2 separate regions of the Homo sapiens genome follow, and region 2 is linked to region 1. The links are chromatin contacts, found by Hi-C or POLR2A ChIA-PET in ENCODE. All regions are on one chromosome and are shown on one strand. The core of a region is the stretch at or near the end of the contact, and the rest is flanking DNA. Distances in the headings are between cores, read along the strand shown.

Region 1 (4,472 bases), core at 55-2,554:
TCCTGGTCTCTCCCATCTTTCCTATTAGTTTTCCTAGCTAAAAGCAGAGTTCTGACAGCTTTTCCTGGCCCTATGCTGAACACACATAAAATTTCCTCAATTTTGTGCAAGGCTCTGATGTGTGATTCAATAAATTACTTGCCATTCTTAACAATACCTTACTGTTTGTTTCTCTTCAGCGAATGTTCTTTCACCCAAAGCCTACTGAAACCTGACAATGTGTTAAACACTGTGCTAGACATTGTGGATATAAAATGAATAAAGCACTATTTTTTATTTGTCAATTATACCTCAATAAAGCTCTTTCCGCCTAGGAGGAGTTCATTGTCTGGAAAGCAAAGGCAGATATGTAAACATATATATTATAGTTCAGAGTGCTAAGTATCACACTGTGATGTGAAGAAAAACTAATTTCTTCTGGGGAAGTTGATAAAAGATCTCATAGGAAGTGACATTTTCATTGGTCTTGAACCATAAGTAGGAGTTTGCCAACCAGAGCACAGGGGTGAGAGTGAGGGCAGGGGTAAAATAGGGCTTCCAAGGGAAGGGAATCCAGTGTGCAGAGGCTCTGAAATGACCGACGAAGATTCTGACGTGTTTAGGGAAGTCTGCTGGGTTTGATGTGGTTTGGTGCATGGCGGAGTGATGGTGGGAGGTGCAAAGAGATGAAATTGAGAGGGCCCAGTTGAAGCAGGAGGATTGAACTTTATTCTAGAGGCAATAAGAGAAAGAGAAAACTGTTTAAGCAGGGGAGGAAACGATCAGGTTTGTCTCTTACTTGTTCGTTTCGTTACAGACTTCCGGGTTTTGGAAACTGAGGTGCTCCGCTTGCTTCATCAGAACAGCTCGGGTAGCCTCTGAGCTGAAACACGGCTTTTTTTTTTCCAGGTCTAGAAACGGCATGTTTTCAATATACCCAAGGCTACTAAGTTTGATCCCAGTGCCCATTTGTGCTAATGACGTTGGCCAGGGACGCCAATTTACTACCCTGACCCTGTCCTTCAAATATTGTCTCTCTCTCCTTGGCTAGGGTTGGACATGTTCTGACACCTTTCGTCTCTTTGAACCCCATTTTTCCGTTCTGATAATCTTTTTCTTCAGTTATGCTGACCATGTCTTTAAATACATTGCTAACGTTTTAGCTCATCCCACCCTACGTTTTAATCCCTCAGATGCAGACATCGCGGACAGCCACGCCCACTCAAGAAATTTCCGAAACAGAAAGTTTGTCTGCAACAGCGCGCCGTACTGACGTAGCAGTGCGCAGGCGCAGTCCCGGCTCCTGGCGGCGTGTTCCTCTTTTCCTCGGTTCCCAGTGTTCTGGCAGGTAAGGAACGCCGGCTCTTCGCCTCTCAGCGCGGCTTGTCCTTTGTTCCGGACGCCCGCTCCTCAGCCCTGCGGCTCCTGGGGTCGCTGCTGCATCCCGCACGCCTCCACCGGCTGCAGACCCATGGCCGAGCGCGGGGAACTCGACTTGACCGGCGCCAAACAGAACACAGGAGTGTGGCTAGTCAAGGTAATGTTCGCGAGTCTCCCACTTGCGCTCCTCCTAACACAAGTATAGTTTAAGTAACTTGAGCCTATCCCGCTCCGTGCGCCTCTTAAAGTTCTTTTACGGCTATCTCGTTAGAGCTTCACACATTTTGAGAGGCAGGAGTCATTGTTGTATCTGTTTGCAGACGAGGAATTAGTTTAGGGACGCAAAGTGTCTTTCAGCCAGTTACTACTCTGAATCTGCCTGGACTAGATCTCTTTCTCACGGCTTTCCTGGAATCTTGTCTTGGTGTCCCCAGATTTGGACGGTGCATTTTATCCCAGACTGAAGAATTCCTTGTATCTTCCCTTGGTGAAACTGGTTTTAGCCATGAGCCTGCGTGAGGTAGTTGAATGTCTACTTTCTGTACAGTTTTCTCGGCCAGAAAGTAGGACTGGTCCCTGCCTACTCTTAAAAGTGTTCTCTTAGGTTGATGGTCCTTAATGAAGCTCTCAAAAGAGGCGAGAGAGCCCCAAACTCACAGAAGGAGAGGTCATTGGACTGGAGTATTCTTTTAGAGCACATTTGGGTCTCGTGAAACTGGCCGTCAATAAACGTTTTATGTGAAGACAGCAATTTTGGTTAGCTCACAGTAAGCACTATTTGTGCTTTATTGTTTCATATTGGGGAGTGTTTTCTCCTAGGGGAGTTTCATAATACTTAAGCATATTCAAAATGTGATCCTGAAAGTCGTTGAAACTTAAAATGTAAGGACTTTTGGTTTCTTAATGCTTTAACTGTTTTATCACATGGCTGAGTTCTCGTCAATTAAATCTAAGAGGTCTTTCTTGTCGGCCTTCCTAAAACAGCCCCCTTGTGATCATTTGCTAACACGACAGATGTGTATTACATTCTTCAAAGCACTTTTCACAGTGTAGAGTGATTTTGTGTTCATATGTTCAAAGTTGGTTACCTCTGTCTTTCCAACACACAGAATCACATTCCATGAGAACAGGATCTTTGCCTGTCATACCCAGAATAGTGTTTGGCGCATGGTAATTACTCAACAAATAGATGATGAATAAATGCATGACCTCTCATTCTTCAGCCCTCGCCTTAGTCTGTGGCACTCATTTGACTTATTTCCAAACTCAGTGTGACTTAAAAGGATGGATTAAATAGGCATTTCTCTCTCCAGCAGCATGTTACTTGGGGGGAGAGTCACTAAGGAGGAGATTGCCCTTACGGACTGAAGGAAAAAGCTTGAAAAAATGGTGTGACTTGAGATGGTGCCATTGTCCTAGGAGCATGGTAAATGCTCAATGTTTGTCTTACAGGATTTGGATGGGTGGACACAGTGTATACCATGGGGAATGGAACAGAAATGCAAGACTCAAAATATATAATCAGCATGGCGTGTTGTGGAAAACAGAGAGAACCTAGAGCAGAAGATCTGTGTAGATGAAGATGGGGACCATATACTCAGATTGTCATATCATGAAACGGAGATATTCTAACTTTAGTTTACAAGGAAGTAACGAACTTTTTGGAGGATTTGAGTGAGGTAGAGATGCCAGATATTTATTCAGGAAAAAAAAAAATGTTTGGCAGTGTGCAGTACGAATTAGAGGGGAGGGTAACCAGAGTCACAATTAGAAAATTATCACAGGATCGGGCTGGGCATGGTGGCTCACGCCTGTAATCTCAGCACTTTGGGAGGCCGAGGTGGGTGGATCATGAGGTCAAGAGTTCGAGACCAGCCTGGCCAATATGGTGAAACCCCATCTCTACTAAAAATACAAAAATCAGCCAGTCATGGTGGTGTGCGCCTGTAGTCCCAGCTACTTGGGAGGCTGAGGCAGAAGAATCACTTGAAACCGGGAGACGGAGGTTGCAGTGAGCCGAGATTGCTCCGTTGCACTCCAGCCTGGGCAACAGAGCAAAAATTCCTTCTCAAAAAAATAAATAAATTAAAAAAAAGTGTAATTTGTTGCTTAGAAAGTGTATCTTCATTCTCATCTAATCAGAATTTGAATTGAAGTACATATTGATTTCAAGTTTTTTCTCCTTACATTAATTTTCCTATTAAAAATAATACCTTGAGTTCTGATCTTTGTTGCTAAATAATGTTTCTTCCTAGGATATCTCACGGTTTATAGATCATCTTGTACATATTTAATTCCATCACTAGACAGGTATAGAACTGTGTAAATACAGTAAGAACTATACATACAAGATCTCTGAGAGTTTTGAGCGGGAAAAAAATTAGTGCTTCACCAGAACTGGGAAGACATCATAAAGAAGGTGACGTTTAAGAAAAGCCTATTTGGAGGTTGCAGTGAGTCAAGATTGTGCCACTGCATGCACTCCTGCCTGGGCGACAGAGTGACATCCTGTCTCAAAAAAAAAAAATGGATGTGAGTGTGATCTGTCTGGGACATCTGTCACCCCATTGATTACTAGGGTTGATTTGGCTAATCTGGCTGGCTAGGCGGGTGTCTCCTTCCTCCCACACTGCTCCATGTATGTCCCTCCCGAAGCTGCACGCTTGACCAAAGAGGATGACCATCCGGATAGAGGAGGACTGGTCTTCAGTCAAGGGTATATGTATGGTTGTACTCCCCTGCTAGAACCTCCAAAGAAGCTTTCAAGAAGAGCTTATGGCAGGCCGGGTGCAGTGGCTGATGTCTGTAATCCCAGCACTTTGGGAGGACGAGGTGGGCGAATTGCTTGAGCCCAGGAATTTGAGACCAGCCTGGGCAATATAGCAAAACCCTTTATCTACAAAAACTATAAAAAGTTAGCTGGGCGTGGTGGTGTACGCTTGTAGTCCCAGCTACTTGAGAGGCTGAGGTGGGAGGATCACTTGAGCCTAGGAGGTTGAGGCTGCAGTGAGCTGAGATCACACCCCTTGTACTCCAGGCTGGGCTACAGAGTGAAACCCTATCTAAAAAGAAAAAAAAAAAAACAACCAAAACCTACGGGCAGGACTGGGGAT
Region 2 (4,815 bases), core at 227-2,726, 1.1 Mb after region 1:
AACAGGGGACCTTTATATTTTGAATTAACTTTCGCATAGTTCTTTTTTATTCCTTCGTAAATATAAGAAAAATACTGACATTCCTTCACATTCGAATTTATTTTATTCTCATTAATAGTTTTACTTAAAATAAGACACAACATATTTTTAGTCTGTTCTTTTACGGGGTTCAAGTCCCTCTTATCTCAGTTTCACATTTTTGCTTGTTTGAAACTATTCAGGTGAGATGTGCAAAGTAACATTGGTGGTCACATTTTGCAGTTTCCAGAAATTCACATTTATAGGTAAATGATTAATTCTATTCAAATTTGTCTACACAGACATTCTTTAAACAATTATACTTAATAGAAACCAAACTTATGACAAATGTATGTAAATTCAAAATCAAGATGTGTGTGGATAAGCCACCTTTATTTGCTTACTGATAGTTCTGACAGAGTAATTTTAGAAAACAAGTTGCTGTGTAAAAGAAAAGTTCGGTTTTGATAAACATCCTGATTAATGTTCGCATTTCCAGTCTGAATGGCTTTTATAGTTATCATTTGTCAATGGTTCTTAGTGTTATGTGATAGTGGTAATTAAGTAAAAGCTTATACTACAAAATCCAAAGTGTCTATGTTTGGGCAGTTTCTGAAATAAATATCCCATATCAACTGTGTAAAAATTTCTATTGTAGATAAAAGCCTTTCTCCCAGAATTTGAGTGAATATTCATTGATATGGTCATAAGCATAACAAATAATTCAGACAATCCTACAAAAACACTACAATTAAGCATTATACAAATTGCTTTTATTTTTAGAGAACAAATGGAAAAGAGAAAACCTCTAATTCCATGTGGTTATAAAGCACACCCATTAAAAACCCTTGGCGCCAAAAATCACTCAAATAACCAGTATCACATTCAGTAACATATGACTCTAGATAATTTATCCACTAAAGTACTGTAAAGAAGTTTTTTAGAAAAACAGAACCGCAGGAACTAAAATTAAACTACCCCCATTGGGCCAATAAGCCATACAATCTAAATTATCAATACGCGCTTTTCCTGAAAACATTTTAAAGAAGATAAAATCACAGTAAATAGCCTCCGTGAAATAGAGCAATAGAAATAAACCAGAACATGGTTTGGTTTTAAAAGGAAAAAGAAACCTTAATTTTGGGCAGGGGTGATAACTGCAGATAAGTTGAGAAGAACCCAGCCCAGAGAGCCGAGGTGCTCCATCTTGGATGGCCACGCGAGGTGGCGGCAGATGTCCTGGCCAGTTAGACAGTGGCAGGAATCACAGAGGTCTCAGGTGACATGCTCAGATCTCTGGTCCCCTGAAGGCAAAACCCACAATCCACAGAAACAGTGCCGAAGTGCATCACAAGCGCTTAAAACCAACAAAAACACATGAAGAACATTTACCTTGCAGGAAAAAAGCTGTCCTTGGTAGTACTGGTGTATGACCAGGAACCCCTTCTTTCTGATCTGCAGAACAGCTTTGTCAAGCCTGGGTGTGTGGTCACAAGGCAGGAAGTGACTAGAATGACAAATCATCAGCCAGGAAAGAAAAAGATTTTGTCTTTATAAGGACATTTTAACTTTTTTTTCATGTCCCCGCCCCACCAAAAATCACCTGACAGAACAGGTCACAGTGAAATTCAGACACCTCCTACCACTTCCTCTTTTTTTTTTTTTTTTTTGAGACAAGGTCCCGCTCTTTTGCCCACCTCTTTATAAGCATTTTTCTCTCTCCCTTTCTCCTCCAGCTGTCTTTGAGTAGTCCCTGGGCTACTTAAACCTTTCTGATTCTAGATAGCAAGGCAAGATCAGCCTGATAACTTGACTTCTTTGACTCTAGTTGCAAAAGCAAAGCCCAGATGCCTACCTACTTACAGCAAAGATCAACAAATTTTTCATTTTTAGTGAAAGAGCCAGGGAAAAAGGTGGCAGTACACCTGAAACAAATGAAAAGGGACTTCCTTGGGAAAGCCCCACCCCACCTGAAATCAAACCTCTCTGGAGTCCTCTAACAGTGATCTTATTGGTGCAAACAAAACAGAACGATCTCTTTAAGTGAAGGACATGAAAAGGAAGGTTACTAGATTATTTACTCATTCTTTTATTTATAGAACATCTATGTGCTAGGGATCTCTTTAACCCAATTAAGTATCTCAATTATTTAAGCGTTTCCTATAAAGAGCAGCAGTAGATTGCACAGGCAGCTGTTATATTTAAATGGGTAGCTTAATTCCTTCTTACAGGCAGGATTTTTTTTTGAATGCACATTTTATAAAATTAGCAGGTGGTGGCAGGGGAAGCTCTGTTCTGTACCCAAACCCCAGATGCTTGAGGGCAAATTCCTATCTTCAAATGGAGCATCCTCAAGTGCTCACAACAGTTGTGAAGACTGTGGCACCCTGAGTTATGTTGACTAAATATTAGACATGTCTCCACATTGCCCGGAGACTGTGTGTGACTCCAGTAGTCAATCTGCCGTTTAGGAATGAGGGTATGTGGCTGTACTCCCAGGTCAGATGCTGCGCTGAAGATATCTGCTCCAGAGTTGACATGCGTCCGTGTCCGCTGGGCCACGGGCCTCTCAGGTGGTCACGGTATTCTGACTGGTTGGAGGGCTGCCCTTATACTTCTTTTGCTTTTTTGATTTCTCCTCTAGAAAGTTCCTGTTTCTGACCTTAAATGTTAAACCAAACTGTTCTGGTTTATCTACTTCATTAGCCAGTGGTGTGGTGACTTCATCAGAAGCCCACAGGGGCTATCTTGAGGAACTGGGTGGGCGGAAGAACAGGACGAGACGGTGGGGATTCTAGAAACGGTTCACCTCACAGAGAGCTATCAGCCCTCTTGTGATTTCCCAGGGAAGACTGAGGGGGTGATGGGACTCTGTTTTCTCCATCGCATAATCACTCCCAATTAATAAGTTGCAGAGAGCTTTCAAGAAGCACCTACATTCTTTCAGGACACCAGAGGAACATCCATGCATCACTGTTACAGCACTGCTCACGCTACAAAGCAGCAAAATGCTGTCTTCATTCGGGGCCCTGCAGCAGGACTCTGTAGATAATGTCCTGCTGGTGTTACAGATACAAGGGGTTGTAACTGTGGACCTCCCTGATCTGGTTCCACATCCTGGTGGCTTCAGGATGGCATAAAGGCCCAACAGTAACACTTCATGAAGGGGAACAGATATTTATTCCTTTACCTTGGAGAAGGAAAGCACAGTGTTCTGTATCTAGTGGTGCCTGGTCATCTGAGGCCGGAGGAATCTATGAAGAAGAGCAAAATATATTTGTGCATTGGTTCAGCAAGTGTTTGCATGCCTGTCTGAATTGGTGATTCAGAAATAAATAAGACACAATCGCTGTTCTCAAGGAGTATAGTCTAGTGGGGAAAAAACATGTAAGTAAATAAATGCCATCTATAATAGAGGGGTGAAAAAGGCAGTGTGATATCAAAGCAGTTGCAGATTTGAGCAGAGGTGATGTTTGTTAAGTGAAGAAAAAGATTTAGGATTCCAGGCAACGTCGAGGTTGTAGAAGATGAAAGGCATTGACCTGGGTACTGCTTACAGCCACCCAGTTAATAGAGTCGTCTTCTACCCTAGCATCCACGGCAGGCACCCACACCCCCTCAGCCACATCCTGGCCGGCACCATTGCAAGCCCTGCCCTACTCCCTCAATCTTAATCTCTTTATCTGCCTCTCATTGGTGTAAGTCTACCCAGTTTCAGGCAATTGTTTAGGTCCTAGACCAAGACTTTTTCAGAGAAGTGTATTTTTTTGCTGTTGGTGTTTTAAATTGCTTGTGCAGCATAGTACTAGTAAACAGAAGACTGACTTTTGGTTTTCTTACGTTTTTATGTTCTGTACAGACAGTGCGCCCCCTTATGGCCTGAAGCCGGAGTGGACCTTTCTCAGCCCACCCTCTATGAGCCTCCACTGCCACCTGTTCCTGGCCTGGGTTTTGCCTTCCTCTAAGCCCTACCACCCTCTCAGACTTCATCCCACCCTCTCCTGCCCTGAAGCCTCTGGCCTCAGTCCCAGATATCAGATCACCTGCTACTCTCAGGCCTCTAAATATTGCTGAGGAAAGTCACAGAAACACAAACTTGGAATGCTAAAAAGTCAAGATGCTTGACTTCAAATTACTTTCAGAAATACTTCTATTCAATTTTACTAAGTCTTGAGAACAGGCATTCTCAACCTGGAGTCCATAGACCCCTAAAACTAAATGCACAATTTTGTGTGTATGTACTTTTTTTCTGGGAGAAGGGTCCATTGTATTAGTAAAGAGATCACAGACCCCAAAAAGTTGGGTATTTATTCTAAACTCTCTCCTCTTGCCTCAACCTTCCACTTCACCCTCCTATGCTTTGTCCTGGCCCAAGATTCTTCTGTTGCCCCTTCTTGACTGAGATGATCCAAGTCGTCTGGTATGAGCTTCCTCTCTACTTCCACAATATCCACCTCTTCCTCCTCTCTTTCAGTCTTAATGGAAGCGGCATTCTTCTTTCTTCCCAAGGTCAGTGTTTCAACACTATCTCACTCTTAATATTCTACTTCCTTAGATATCTTGCTCCATCAATTGTCTCGTGTTTCTCTAGCATCTTAATGCTAGCATCTTCAGCTCTCCCCACTTCCTCTCCATGCACTCATGGGATTTGTATGAAGAGAAAAACACCTTTGCTTCACTCTGCAGCCCACCCTCATCCCAACATATCATGGGCAGGGAATGAAGATGAATTAAGATGGGTACAGTCCTTGCCATTGTAGAATGTCCACTGTAGTTGAAGACACAGACAAGGAAAAA

The links. A loop is a pair of places that touch in the nucleus more often than their neighbours do. ChIA-PET counts read pairs that join two places held with the same protein, here RNA polymerase II (POLR2A). Pooled maps may share reads with other maps.
Region 2: a loop to region 1 is called in a pooled map, with 6 times the contacts of the local background. The contact joins the promoter of LCP1 here to the promoter of GTF2F2 in region 1. A Hi-C loop is called at or near these places in 4 of 50 pooled maps. POLR2A ChIA-PET finds 5 or more read pairs at or near these places in 2 of 52 experiments (GM12878 and activated B cell).

Annotation. Positions count from the first base shown.
Region 1 is chr13:45,119,206-45,123,677 of GRCh38, forward strand. It overlaps GTF2F2 (general transcription factor IIF subunit 2), which reads left to right and starts at 1,305. Exons shown (of 8, transcript NM_004128.3): 1 at 1,305-1,516. The coding sequence starts at 1,451. It also overlaps the pseudogene RN7SKP4. RefSeq lists enhancers at 935-1,578, 1,339-1,468, 1,579-2,220.
Region 2 is chr13:46,180,701-46,185,515 of GRCh38, forward strand. It overlaps LCP1 (lymphocyte cytosolic protein 1), which reads right to left and starts at 1,477. Exons shown (of 16, transcript NM_002298.5): 1 at 1,411-1,477. RefSeq lists an enhancer at 1,140-1,569.